Linked DNA regions of Homo sapiens: region 1 is linked to region 2. The links are chromatin contacts, found by Hi-C or POLR2A ChIA-PET in ENCODE. All regions are on one chromosome and are shown on one strand. Each heading gives the region's core, a stretch centred on a gene start or an enhancer-like site at or near the end of the contact. The rest is flanking DNA. Distances are from core to core; before and after follow the strand shown. Region 1 overlaps FRMPD4 (FERM and PDZ domain containing 4). Region 2 has its middle 33 kb from the start of MSL3.

The links. Hi-C counts contacts between places; a loop is a spot of excess contacts on that map. ChIA-PET counts read pairs that join two places held with the same protein, here RNA polymerase II (POLR2A). Pooled maps may share reads with other maps.
Region 1: a loop to region 2 is called in a pooled map, with 4 times the contacts of the local background. The contact joins two enhancer-like sites. A Hi-C loop is called at or near these places in 1 of 37 single-sample maps with no recorded cell type and 2 of 50 pooled maps. POLR2A ChIA-PET finds 5 or more read pairs at or near these places in 1 of 52 experiments (K562).

Annotation. Positions count from the first base shown.
Region 1 is chrX:12,513,477-12,519,358 of GRCh38, forward strand. All of the region lies in intron 2 of FRMPD4 (FERM and PDZ domain containing 4), which reads left to right. Among named protein-coding and RNA genes, the nearest start is that of FRMPD4-AS1, 140 kb to the left of the region's middle. Within about 2 kb of position 2,100, at least 2 of the 41 ENCODE cell types and tissues checked have a DNase peak (open chromatin) inside an H3K27ac peak, as active enhancers do.
Region 2 is chrX:11,788,068-11,794,337 of GRCh38, forward strand. No RefSeq gene overlaps it. Among named protein-coding and RNA genes, the nearest start is that of MSL3, 33 kb to the left of the region's middle. Within about 2 kb of position 4,909, at least 5 of the 41 ENCODE cell types and tissues checked have a DNase peak (open chromatin) inside an H3K27ac peak, as active enhancers do.

The DNA of each region.
Region 1 (5,882 bases), core at 850-3,349, 720 kb after region 2:
CTTTCCCCATTGCTTGTTTTTGTCAGGTTTGTCAAAGATCAGATCATTGTAAATGTGCAGTCATATTTCTGAGATATCTATTCTGTTCCATTGGTCTATGTGTCCGTTTTTCTACCAGTACCATGCTGTTTTGGTTACCGTAGCCTTACAATATAGTTTGAAGTCTGGTAGAGTGATGCCTCAAGCTTTGTTCTTTTTGCTTAGGATTGTCTTGGCTATATGAGCTCCTTTTTGGTTCCATATGAATTTTAAAGTAGTTTTTGCTAATTCTGTGAAGAATGTCAATGGTAGTTCAATGGGAATAGCACTGAATATATAAATTACTTCGGGCAGTATGGCCATTTTCAAGGTATTGATTCTTCCTATCCATGAGCATGGAATGTTTCTCCATTTGTGTGTGTCCTCTCTGATTTCTTTGAGCAGTGGTTTCTAGTTCTCCTTGAAGAGGTCCTTCACTTCCCTTGTTAGCTGTATTCCTAGGTGTTTTATTCTCTTTGTAGCAATCGTGAATGGGACTTCATTCATGGTTTGGCTCTCTGCTTGTCTGTTATTGGTGTATAGGAATGCTTGTGATTTTTGCACATTGATTTTGTATCCTGAGACTTTGCTGAAGTTGCTTATCAGCTTAAGAAGCTTTGGGGCTGAGATGATGGGGTTTTCTAGATATGGGATCATGTCGTCTACAAACAGAGACAGTTTGACTTCCTCTCTTCCTATTTGAATACCCTTTCTTTCTTTCTCTTGCCTGATTGCCCTGGCCAGAACTTCCAATACTATGTTGAATAGGAATGGTGAGAGAGGGCATCCTTGTCTTGTGGCAGTTTTCAAGGGGAATGCATCCAGCTTTGGCCCATTCTGTATGATATTGGCTGTAGGTTTGTCATAAATGGCTCTTATTATTTTGAGGTATGTTCCATCAATACCTAGCTTATTGAGAGTTTTTAACATGAAGAGATGTTGAATTTTATTGAAGGCCTTTTCCACGTCTATTATCAAATGGTTTTTGTCTTTAGTTCAGTTTATGTGATGAATTATGTTCATTGATTTGCATATGTTGAACCAGCCTTGCATCCTGGGGATTAAGCCAACTTAATTGTGGTGGATAAGCTTTTTGATGTGCTGCTGGATTTGGTTTGCCAGTATTTTATTGAGGATTTTTGCCTCGATGTTCATCAGGGATATTGGCCTGAAGTTTTTCTTTTTTGTTGTATCTCTGCCAGGTTTTGGTATCAGGATGATGCTGGCCTCATAAAATGAGTTAGGGAGGAGTCTCTCCTTTTCAATTGTTTGCATTAGTTTCAGAAGAAATGACACTAGCTCCCCTTTGTACCTTAGGTAGAATTCAGCTGTAAATCCGTCTGGCCCTGGGCTTTTTATTTTTTGGTTGGTAGGCTATTTATTACTGCCTCAATTTCAGAACTTGTTATTGGTCTATTCAGGGATTCAGCTTCTTCCTGATTCAGTCTTGGGAGGGTGTATATGTCCAGGATTTTTTCCATTTCTTCTAGATTTTCTAGTTTGTTTGCATAGAGGTATTTATAGTATGCTCTGATGGTTGTTTCTATTTTTGTGGGGTCAGTGGTGATATCCCCTTTATTATTTTTATTGTGTTTATCTGATTCTTCTGTCTTTTCTTAGCTAGCAGTCTGTTTTATTAATTTTTTCAAAAAACCAGCTCCTGGATTCATTGATTTTTTAAAATGTGTTTTCATGTCTCTATCTCCTTCAGTTCTGCTCTGATCTTGGTTGTTTCTTGTCTTCTGCTAGCTTTGGGGTTTGTTTGCTCTTGGTTCTCTAGTTATTTTACTTGTGATATTAGGGAGTCAATTTGAGATCTTTCTAGCTTTTCGATGTGCTAGAAATTTCCCACTTAACACTGCTTTATCTGCGTCCCAGAGATTCTGGTATGTTGTCTCTTTTTTCTCATTGGTTTCAAAGAACTTCTTGATTTCTGCCTTAATTTCATTATTTACCCAAGAGTCATTCAGGAGCAGGTTGTTCAATTTTCATGTAATTGTGTGGTTTTGAGCGAGTTTCTTAATCTTGAGTCCCAATTTGATGGCACTGTGATCTGAAAGGCTGTTATGATTTCAGTTGTTTTGCATTTCTTGAGGAGTGTTTCACTTCCCTTTATGTGATCTATTTTAGACTAAGTGCCATGTGGCACTGAGAAGAATGTATATTCTGTTATTTTTGAGTAGAGAGTTCTGTAGATATCTATTAGGTCCACTTGATCCAGAGCTGAGTTCAAGTCCTGAATATCCTTGTTAATTTTCTGTCTCGATGATCTGTCTAATATTGACAGTGGGGTCGATAGTGGGAGACTTCTCCCACTATTATTGTGTGGCAGTCTAAGTCTCTTTGTAAGTCTCTAAGAACTTGTTTTATGAATCTGGGTGCTCCTGTATTGGGTGCATATGTATATTTAGGATAGTTAGCTCTTCTTGTTGAATTCACCCCTTTACCATTATATAATGCCCTCCTTTGTCTTTTTTTTATCTGTGTTGGTTTAAAGTCTGTTTTATCAGAAATTAGAATTGCAATCCCTGCTTTTTTCTGCTTTCTATTTGCTTGATAAATTTTTTTCTATCCCTTTATTTTGAGCCTATGTGTGTCTTTGCATGTGAGATGGGTCTCTTGAATATTGCAAGCTGATGGGTCTTGACTCTTTATCCAACTTGACATTCTGTGTCTTTTAATTGGAGCATTTAGGCCATTTACATTTAAGGTTAATATTGTTATGTGTGAATTTAATACTGTCATCATGATGCTAGCTGGTTACTTTGCAGACTTGTTGATGTAGTTGCTTCATAGTGTCATTGGTCTTTGTACTTCAGTGTGTTTTTGTAGTGGCTTGTGATAGTTTTTCCTTTCCATATTTAGTGCTTCTTTCAGGAACTCTTGCAAGGCAGGCCTGGTGGTGACGAATTCCCTCAGCATTTGCTTGTCTGAAAAGGATTTTATTTCTCCTTCACTTATGAAGCTTAGTTTGGCCAGAAATGAAATTCCGGGTTGGAAATTCTTTTAAGAATGTTGAATAATGCCCCCCAATCTCTTCTGGCTTGCAGGGTTCCTGCTGAGAGATCTGTTATTCTGATGAGCTTCCCTATCTAGGTGACCTGGCCTTTCTCTCTGGCTGCCCTTAACATTTTTTCCTTCATTTTGACCTTGGAGAATCTGATGATTATGTGTCTTGGGGTTGATCTTCTCATGGAGTATCTTACTGGGGTTCTCTAGATTTACTGAATTTGAATGTTTGCCTGTCTTGCTAGGTTGGGGAAGTTCTCCTGGATGATATCCTGAAGTATGTTTTCCAACTTGGTTCTGTTCCCCCTGTCTCTTTCCGGTACTCAATCAGTCATAGGTTCAGTCTTTTTACATAATCCCATAGTGCTCAGAGGTTTTGTTCATTCCTTTTCGTTCTTTTTTTTTTTTTTTTTTTCCTAATCTTGTCGACCTGTCTTATTTCAGCAAGATAGTCTTCATGCTCTGAAATTCTTTCCTCTGCTTGGTCTATTTGGCTATTGATACTTGTGGTTGCATTGTGAAGTTCTTGTGTTGTGTTTTTCAGCTCCGTCAGGTCATTCATGTTCCTCTCTAAACTGGTTATTCTGGTTAATGGCTCCTGAAATGTTTTATCATGATTCTTAGCTTCTTTGTATTGGGTTAGAACATACTCCTTTAGCTCAGCAAAGTTCGTTATTACCCACCTTCTGAAGCCTACTTCTGTCAATTCATCCATCTCAGCCTCTGCCCAGTTCTGTCCTCTTGCTGGTGTTCTGATCATTTGGAGGAGAAGAGGCACTCTGGCTTTTTGAGCTTTCAGTCTTTTTTTGTTGATTCGTTCTAATCTTCATGAGTTTATCTAGCTTCAATCTTTGAGGCTGCTGACTGTTGGATGGGGTTTTTGTGGTGACTTTTTTGTTGATGCTGTTGTTGTTACTTTCTGTTTGTTTTTCTTCTAACTGTCAGGCCCCTCTTCCGTAGGGTTGCCATGGTTTGCTGGGAATCCACTCCAGACCCTATTTGTCTGGGTCCCTCCCACACCTGGAGGTATCACCAGTAGAAGCTGCAGAACAGCAAAGATGGCTGCCTGCTCCTTCCTCTGGGATCTCTGTCCCAGAGGGGCACCAACATGATGCTAGCAGGAATGCCCCTGAATAAGGTATCTGGTGACCCCTGTTGGGGGTTCTCATCCAGTCAGGAGGCACAGGATCCAGGACCTGCTTAACGAAGCACTCTGGCTGCCCCTTGGCAGAGGGGGTGTGCCGCACTGGGGGGATTCACACTAATCTGGTGTGCCGGGATTCCTCCGAGCCAGCAGGGGGAAAGACTAAGTCTGCTGATCCATGGAGACTGTGGCCTCCCCTCCCCCAAGGGGCTCTTTTCCAGGGAGATTTGAGTTCTGTCCTTAAACCCCTAGCTGGAGTTGCTGAAATTCCTACAGGTAGGCCCCGCCCGGTGAGTAGAGAGGGGTCAGAGTCTGGCCTAAAGAGGCAGTCTGGCCACGATCTGCCACAGCTGCTGTGTGGGCTATGGGGTATTCCCCCTGGGTCCAAACCATCCAGTCTCCCCAGCCTCAGCAGACTGGAGCTGCAGCGATGGTGGCCACCCCTCCCCCTGGGAGGTCAGTCATCTTAGGCAGCAGGCAGCCACAGTGATGGCCGCTGCCCTTCTCCATGGGAGCTCAATAGTCTTAGGCAGTAGGCAACCAGAGAGATGACAGCCACCCCTCCCCCTGTAAATTGGTAGTCTTAGGCAGTCTCCAGCCGAGTGGCTGCTGAGAATCTGCACAGCTATGTGCTTGGGACCCAAGGCCCTGGTGGCATGGGCTCAAGAGGTGAATCTCCTGATTCCCGGGTTGCACAGATTGTGGAAAAAACCTTTGGCTGATACCAGACAAAGACATTACAAGAAAATAAAACTAGAGCCCAATAACCCTGATGAACACTGATGCAAAAATCCTCAAGAAAATACTAATATACTGAATTCAACAGCACATTAATGCAGAAAAAGCATTTGATAAGATTCAACAACCTTTCATGATAAAAGAAAAAACACTCAGCAAACTAATAGAAGGAAACTACCTCAAAATAATAAAGGCTATCTATAAAAAGCCCAAAGTTAACATTATACTCAATGCTGAAAAACTGAGTTTTTCCTCTAGGATTAGGAAGGTGGCAAGGACACCCACTTTCACCACTTCTATTCAATGTAGATTGGAAGTCCTAGATTAGGCAAGGGAAAAAAATAAAACATCCAAATTGGAAAGGAAGAGCTAAAATTGTCTCTATTCACAGATGACACGAGCTTATATGTAGAAAACACTAAAAATTACGTGCGCGCGTGCACACACACACACACACACACAAACTGCTAAAACAAATTCAGCAAAGTTACAGGTCACAGAACAGTCAGTTGCATCTCAAAAGGAATAATCAAAAAGGAAATTAAGAAAATAATTCCATTTACAATAGCACTAAAATAAAATACTTCAGAATAAACCTAACCAAGGAGATGAAAGACTTATACACTGAAAACTGTAAAACATTGCTGAAAGAAAGTAAAGACGACAAAAATAAATGGAAAGACATTCCATACTAATGGATTGGAAGACTTAATATTGTTAAATGTCAATATTGCCCAAAGCAGTCTACAAATTCAACACAATTCCTGTAAATATGACAGTGAAATTTTTTTCAGTAAGAGGAAAACATTATCCTAATTTTTGTATGACAGCTCAAGGAATCCTGAATAATCAAATCAATTTTTTAAAAGAAAACCAAATTGGAGGATTCACATTTTCTGATTTCAAAAAATATTATAAAAGCTTTGGTAATCAAAACAGTGTGATAGTGGTATAAAGACAGACATATAGTCCA
Region 2 (6,270 bases), core at 3,659-6,158:
TTCCAGAAACCCCCTCCCATACGATTGTTGCTAATTAACTAATCATTGTCTTTGGTTGATTTTTATATTTAACTCTTGAATTCAGTGGTTCTCAAATGCTAGCTCCAAGACATGCTGCATCAGAATTATGGGGGAATATAGAGTCCCAGAGCTTACCTCTGGAGATTCTGATTCTGTTGAAGCTTTCTGAAATTAATTGCATAACTTTTCATGTTTTTATATTCAAACTTCTGAGTTTTTGACTTGGAATTATCCAGGCCCTGAAAGTTTGAACCAAATCTACTTCAAAATCATCAGGGCCCACAGTTCTGGCATTTGAATACAAGTTTCATGGCTTGCCCAGTTTCCTCATCTGAAAACTCCATGAACTCTCTTATGGGATTTTTCAGATTGTTTACTACTTGCTGACTTTTTTTTTTTTTTTTTAAATAAAAAAGGGACTTAAAGGAGAATGTCGAACCTGAACCTCAATTGGGGTAACTGCACCGGATCGCTATAGCAAAGGGAAGACCTTGTTTCTGTATTTGTGCTCCCTCTCACCCCTGGCTAGAGCCTCTTACTCTAATTAATACTTTCACCAAAACCTAGAGCCTTGGTTCCTATGTTCAAAAGCTTTTAGAATGGCATATTCTATAGTTTTCCTTATGTCAAGGAGTGGGCCTGAGATATTTCCTGAAAAGAGAGTCTTTGTGAGTACTGATAGACCATGATGGAAGTTGTGAGTACTGATAGACCATGATGGAAGTTTTACTTTGCCTCTGTTTGCCCTCTAAGGTTTATGACACTTTGGTTTTTTAATATAAAATATAAAATGTGGAAGCGGGATGCCTATGGATTCTGAGTATCCAGAATCAGTGTTTGTTTAGTGGTATCTAATTAGGAATGCTATCCATGAGGATGTCAGTGGCCCAGGAGAAAAAGATACAGTAGCTCCAGCTCTTTATTACCTTGGTGAAGGTTGTCACAGTGATGTGGGGAGGCCAAATTTTAGAACGTGAAGGAAAAGTGACCCCAGCCTCTATCACTTAGCAAATTACGACCTGTGGGCCAAATCAGGCCTCCTGCCTGCTTTTCTAAAGTTTTATGGAAACACAGCCACACCCTTTCATTTAAATAGTGTCTGTAACTGCTTTCAAGTTATAATGGCAGAAGTTGAGTGGTTGCTACAGAGACTGCATGGCCTACAAAGCTAAAAATATTCATTATTTGATCCTTTACAGATAATGTTTGCTAAGCCTGATCTAGATTTTCAAATATATTACAGCTGTGCCTGCTTAGTTATTTCTTGCAGTTTCAAAGGATTTTTTTCAGCAGCTGCTATTTTAACATTCATAATTCATTTAATGGACATTTTCCTCATCCCTTTCTATTGATTATATTTGGCAAAGCTATTCTCTTTATATATATATGTATTTTTTTTTTCAAGAAACTTGCACTCTTGGGCTTGTAAATAATGCTATGGTTTTCTATTTTCTAATATATTTGTTTTGATGCTTTAATTATTTCCTTCATCCTACTTATAGACTTAAAAAATCCTTGTCTAAATATATTAAGGTAATTATTATTATTTTTGACCCAACTAACTCCCATTTCTTTTAAAATTATAGGAAACTAATATTTTCCAAATATAAAAACAAACTAAAAACAAAAAGACACAGACACATCAAAGCACAGATAAAAGGGGGAAAAAATCATCCAACATCATGATGCCATAGCTCGTCACCATAACTATTTTGGAGTTTTTCCTTCTAGTCTCTTTTTTAAAAAAAAATTAAGTTTTTTAATAGTAAAGAAACACAATAACATAAAATTAACCATTGCAATCATTTTTTAAGTGTACAGTTCAGTAGTGTTAAGTACATTCACATTGTCGTGCAACAGATCTCTAGAACTTTTTCATCTACCAAAATTGAAACTCTGAACCTATTAAACAAGTCCTCACTTCCCTTTTCCCCCAGCCTCTGGCAACCACCATTGTATTTTCATCTCTATTAATTTGATGACTCCAGGTACCTCATATAAGGGGAATCATACAGTATTTTTCTTTCTGTGACTGCCTTATTTCACTTAGCATAATGTCCTGAAGGTTTATGTTGTTGTAGCATGTGTCAGAATTTCTTTTTATTAAAGCTGAATAATAATCCATTGTATGGATAGACCACATTTTGTTTCTGTTGGTAGACACTAGGGTTGCATCCACCTCTTGGCTATTGTGAATTATGCTGCTGTGAACATGGGTGTGCAAATATCTCTTTGAGATCTTGCTTTCAATTCTTTTGGATATAGAAGTAAAAGTGGGATTGCTGGATAATATGGCAATTCTGTTTTCATTTTTTGAGAAACATCCATGCCGTTTCTGGTAGGCACTGTACCATTTTGTCTCCTTTATGAGGCACAAGTGTTTCAGTGGTTAGTTCAACTCATCATTTTCTTTAAATAAAATTTAAATAAATGTTGCCTAACTGAACCCCCTTTTCTATGCCCCATGGAAAATGCAATCCCCTGCTCGAAATGTCTGTCTTGAAGACTTTTATTGTCATGTTTGCATCAATTTCTTCTCTTATTGTTTTCCTCTATTTTCTCTTTTTTCTGGGAGTATTTCTCAATTTTTATTCTTATATTACTAGTCAATTGTAAATCACCTGCCACCAGCTAACTTAAATTTAACAATGTTTTTTATTTCCTTGAAGTCTCTTTCTCCTGACCTGCTTGCTTTTTAGTAAGACAAATAGATTGAGAAAAGAAATGCTTTCTTAAAAAATGAGATTCTGAAAACCCTGACCACTTAGCTCGTGGATTAAAAAAAATCTTTTTCTCAGCATTTAGATGAGATTTTGTATCTTATTGCTGTTGCCAGATAACTTTGCTTTTTCTTTGAGTCTCCATGTCTTACATGCAGTTTATGAGAGACATTTTTCATCCAATCTGCTCACACTGCCATCTGAACAGAATGATGTTTCTTGCTTTTAAGATATAAAAGAAGACGATAGAGTTGTCTTGTTTTAGAACTATTTTAAAATATCCTAAAGAAAGTTTGAAATACTAAATGGAACATCAAAACTTTGAGTTCATTTATTGCTGCATAATGACAGTTTGGTGGTTTAAAATGATGATTTATTCTCCCCACCCTGTTGGTTGCCTAGGCTGAGCTAGGCAGTTCTTCTCCTCCACACTGTTGGTTGTGGCCACTCCTGGGGTTGCATTCAGCTGGGAGCTTATCTGCAGCCAGGATCTCCAAGATGGCTTCACTCAAAGACTGGTACCACAGCTGGTGTATCTGGGACTGGCTGAGCCTCTCTTTCCAGCAGAGGAGACAAACTCTCCACATGGTGATTCAGGGCTCCAAGAGGGAAAGCAGAAGCTGACAGGCCTCTTCTACCATATTGTGCTGCCAAAGCAAGTCACAAGACCACCTTATATTCAAGGGAAGGGAAAATAAACTCCAGGTCTTGATGGCAAAGGCAGACTACTTGGCAGCCATATTTGCAGGGAATATACCAAAACTTAATATAAATTCCTTTAATTTTCTCCAGGAAAATCAGATATTGAAATTTTACATATGTTATTTATTGTGCCATAGTGATAGTGAGGGTAAATAATGAAATGTCTAGTGTATTAGTCAGCAGATATTTTCTGTCAAGGGCCAGGTAGTAAATATTTTAGGCTTTGTGGGCCATAAAGTCTCTGTTGCAACCACTCAACCTCTGCCATTGTAGTGTAATAGCAGCCAGAGGTAATACATAAATGAATGGGCGTGGCTATGTTCTAATATAACTTTATTTACAAAAACAAACAAAAAAACAACAGAAAAACAGGTGGCAGGCAGGATTTGTCCTGTGGATTTTATTTTTCTGACCTCTGGTCTAAATAAATAGTGTTTTTCCTGCATTCTAAATAGATTTAAAATGAATTATGAGGCCAGGAGCAGTGGCTGATACCTGTAATCCCAACACTTTGGGAGGCCAAGGTAGGTGGATCGCCTGGGCAACATGGAGAGACCCTGTCTCTACAAAAAAAAATCCAAAAATTAGCCAGTTATGGTGATGCACGCCTGTGGTCCCAGCTGCTTGGAAGGCTGAGGTGGGAGGATTGCTTGAGCCTGGGAGGCAGAGGTTGCAGTGAGCTGAGATTGTGCCACTGTACTCCAGCCTGGGTGACAGAGTGAGACCCTGTCTCAAAAAATAAAAATAAAAAATAAAGTAAAATGAATTATGTAGGAATGAAATCTCTGATTCTAATAATACCCACATAAAGTATCTGAAACTAACTGAAGTTAATACAAAAATGATCACATAGTGAGCTTGTATTTGTTATTTTCGTATCATCTGCATCATCCCCTACTAATAGCATCAAGCACCATGTATTGAATCTGTTTATTACTTGAGGGTACACATGGAGGCACAACATTTTTCCTTACTTAATTACCATTGCTTTTTAGATTCCATAAAATCATTTAATGTCCTGGGAAAAAGGATATTTGATAACGTGAAATGCTATTTGGTAAGCAAAAGACAAACAGTGGGATAGTTGCTATTTGCAGAACACATTTACTAGCTTTATGTTCCCATGACACCAAATATTTGAGTTCTTGGGTTCTGAATAATGAATCAAAAGGAAAGTTATGACTTCAAAACCCTCTTGACCACTTTTTAGTAGTTAGTACTTTTTTTAACTTCTGCACTTTTCAGCAAACTCTTAACATCTCTTATTTCATTGGTGATACTTTGGTGCTTTATGAGGTCACATTTTATTTTTTCCTTGCAAATGAGACACCAGCATAGAAATACTTCTCATCTTGCTGCCCTCTGGGCTTTGTTTTTCTCTAATGTTGAATGACAGATACTAACAGTCTGTAAGAGCTAGTGTGAAAATGCTGCCTTTTGTGGTTGTGTCGTCATATTTTCCAGCCTGCCACCCGGGCCAGGCTGTCACCACGCACCTGCAGAGTGAAGGAGTTTCAGGCACGGTTCCAGGCCTCTGCTTCCTGAGATGGTGCAGCAGAGGTTTGGAGGGAGGTGCGTGGCCCAGTGTGCTCCCCGGGGGAAATTGTGAGAAAAACCCACGTCTCTCTGGAGAGTTGCTTTTACAAAGTACCTATTTGGTAAGTGTGAAGGGACTTGATTAACTTCTCTTGTGTATCCTTGTCCATATAGCTCATGTGTTAAAATAGCTCTGGGCATTCAGTGTTCATTGCTTCACACAGACAACATGTGAACTGCTTTAGACTGAAAATTTATACATCACTAGAATAGCAGTTGTTGCCTGAGCTCCTCCTACTCCTGCCATAGAAGTTATCTCAGCTCCTCTGCCTGACATGAGTCTGTTGAGGCTCAGAAAGCAATACCCCAAGACTCATGCTTTGACATGCAGAGAGGCGTCAGAATCAAGGTCCCTCTTACCTTGTCTTGTCTCCCCCTGCCTCCCTCTTGTCCCCCAAGCTCTGGGAGGGACTGTCTCTGGAATTTCCTTATCTCACTAAGAAAGCATCTTTCCAAAAGAAATGTAATTGTCTTAAACCGCCTCCCTAGGGATCTCATCAAATATCTAGGAAAGATCAACCATCTATGAAGATAAAAAACTGGGAGTTAGCACCAGACCCAGACAGACTTTTCATCTATTCTTCTGAGGGCAGCTCAGAAAGATGACCTGGAAGACTCCATCTGCATAATAAGACAACCTTTCTTCCTGTGCACCTCCACCTCTCACCTTTCTTAGTGTCTGTTTCTCACCTCCACCGTCCATTTATTCTCCCTAATGGTTTACTGCCCCCGAAAATAATTGTCTAAATTCCCCGATGATATGTAATCATGTTTCTTGATCCCAAATGTCTCAAAATGGTGTCACTTATGACAAATGGCTCAGCCTACAGTGAAATTGCTGACCCCTCAGAGTGATAAGCATATGTATAGAAGATGTCACCTGCTGTGGCCAGGCACTGCTGAGACCTGACAAGCGAGTGAAGCCAAAAGGTGGCTGAGATCATGGCCATGGAGGGCCATAAAAACCACAAAGAAACTGACCACGGTCAAGATGCCAGCAGAAGCTCTGCACGTGGCAACTCTGAGGCCTCTGTTCCATCGGCAGGGGCTGTAGGAAGGTCTGCTGGGAGAAGAGCAGTGACAGTGACACCCGCTCCAACCCCGACCTAGGAAAAAATAACAGGACCTGCTGGATTGTCAGTCAGCATGCTGGCCTCCTAAGATAATCAAGCTGTGACCCTCCTCTCTCTCTTACTAGTGCCCTTGTGTGTTGAATATATTTGCATGATTG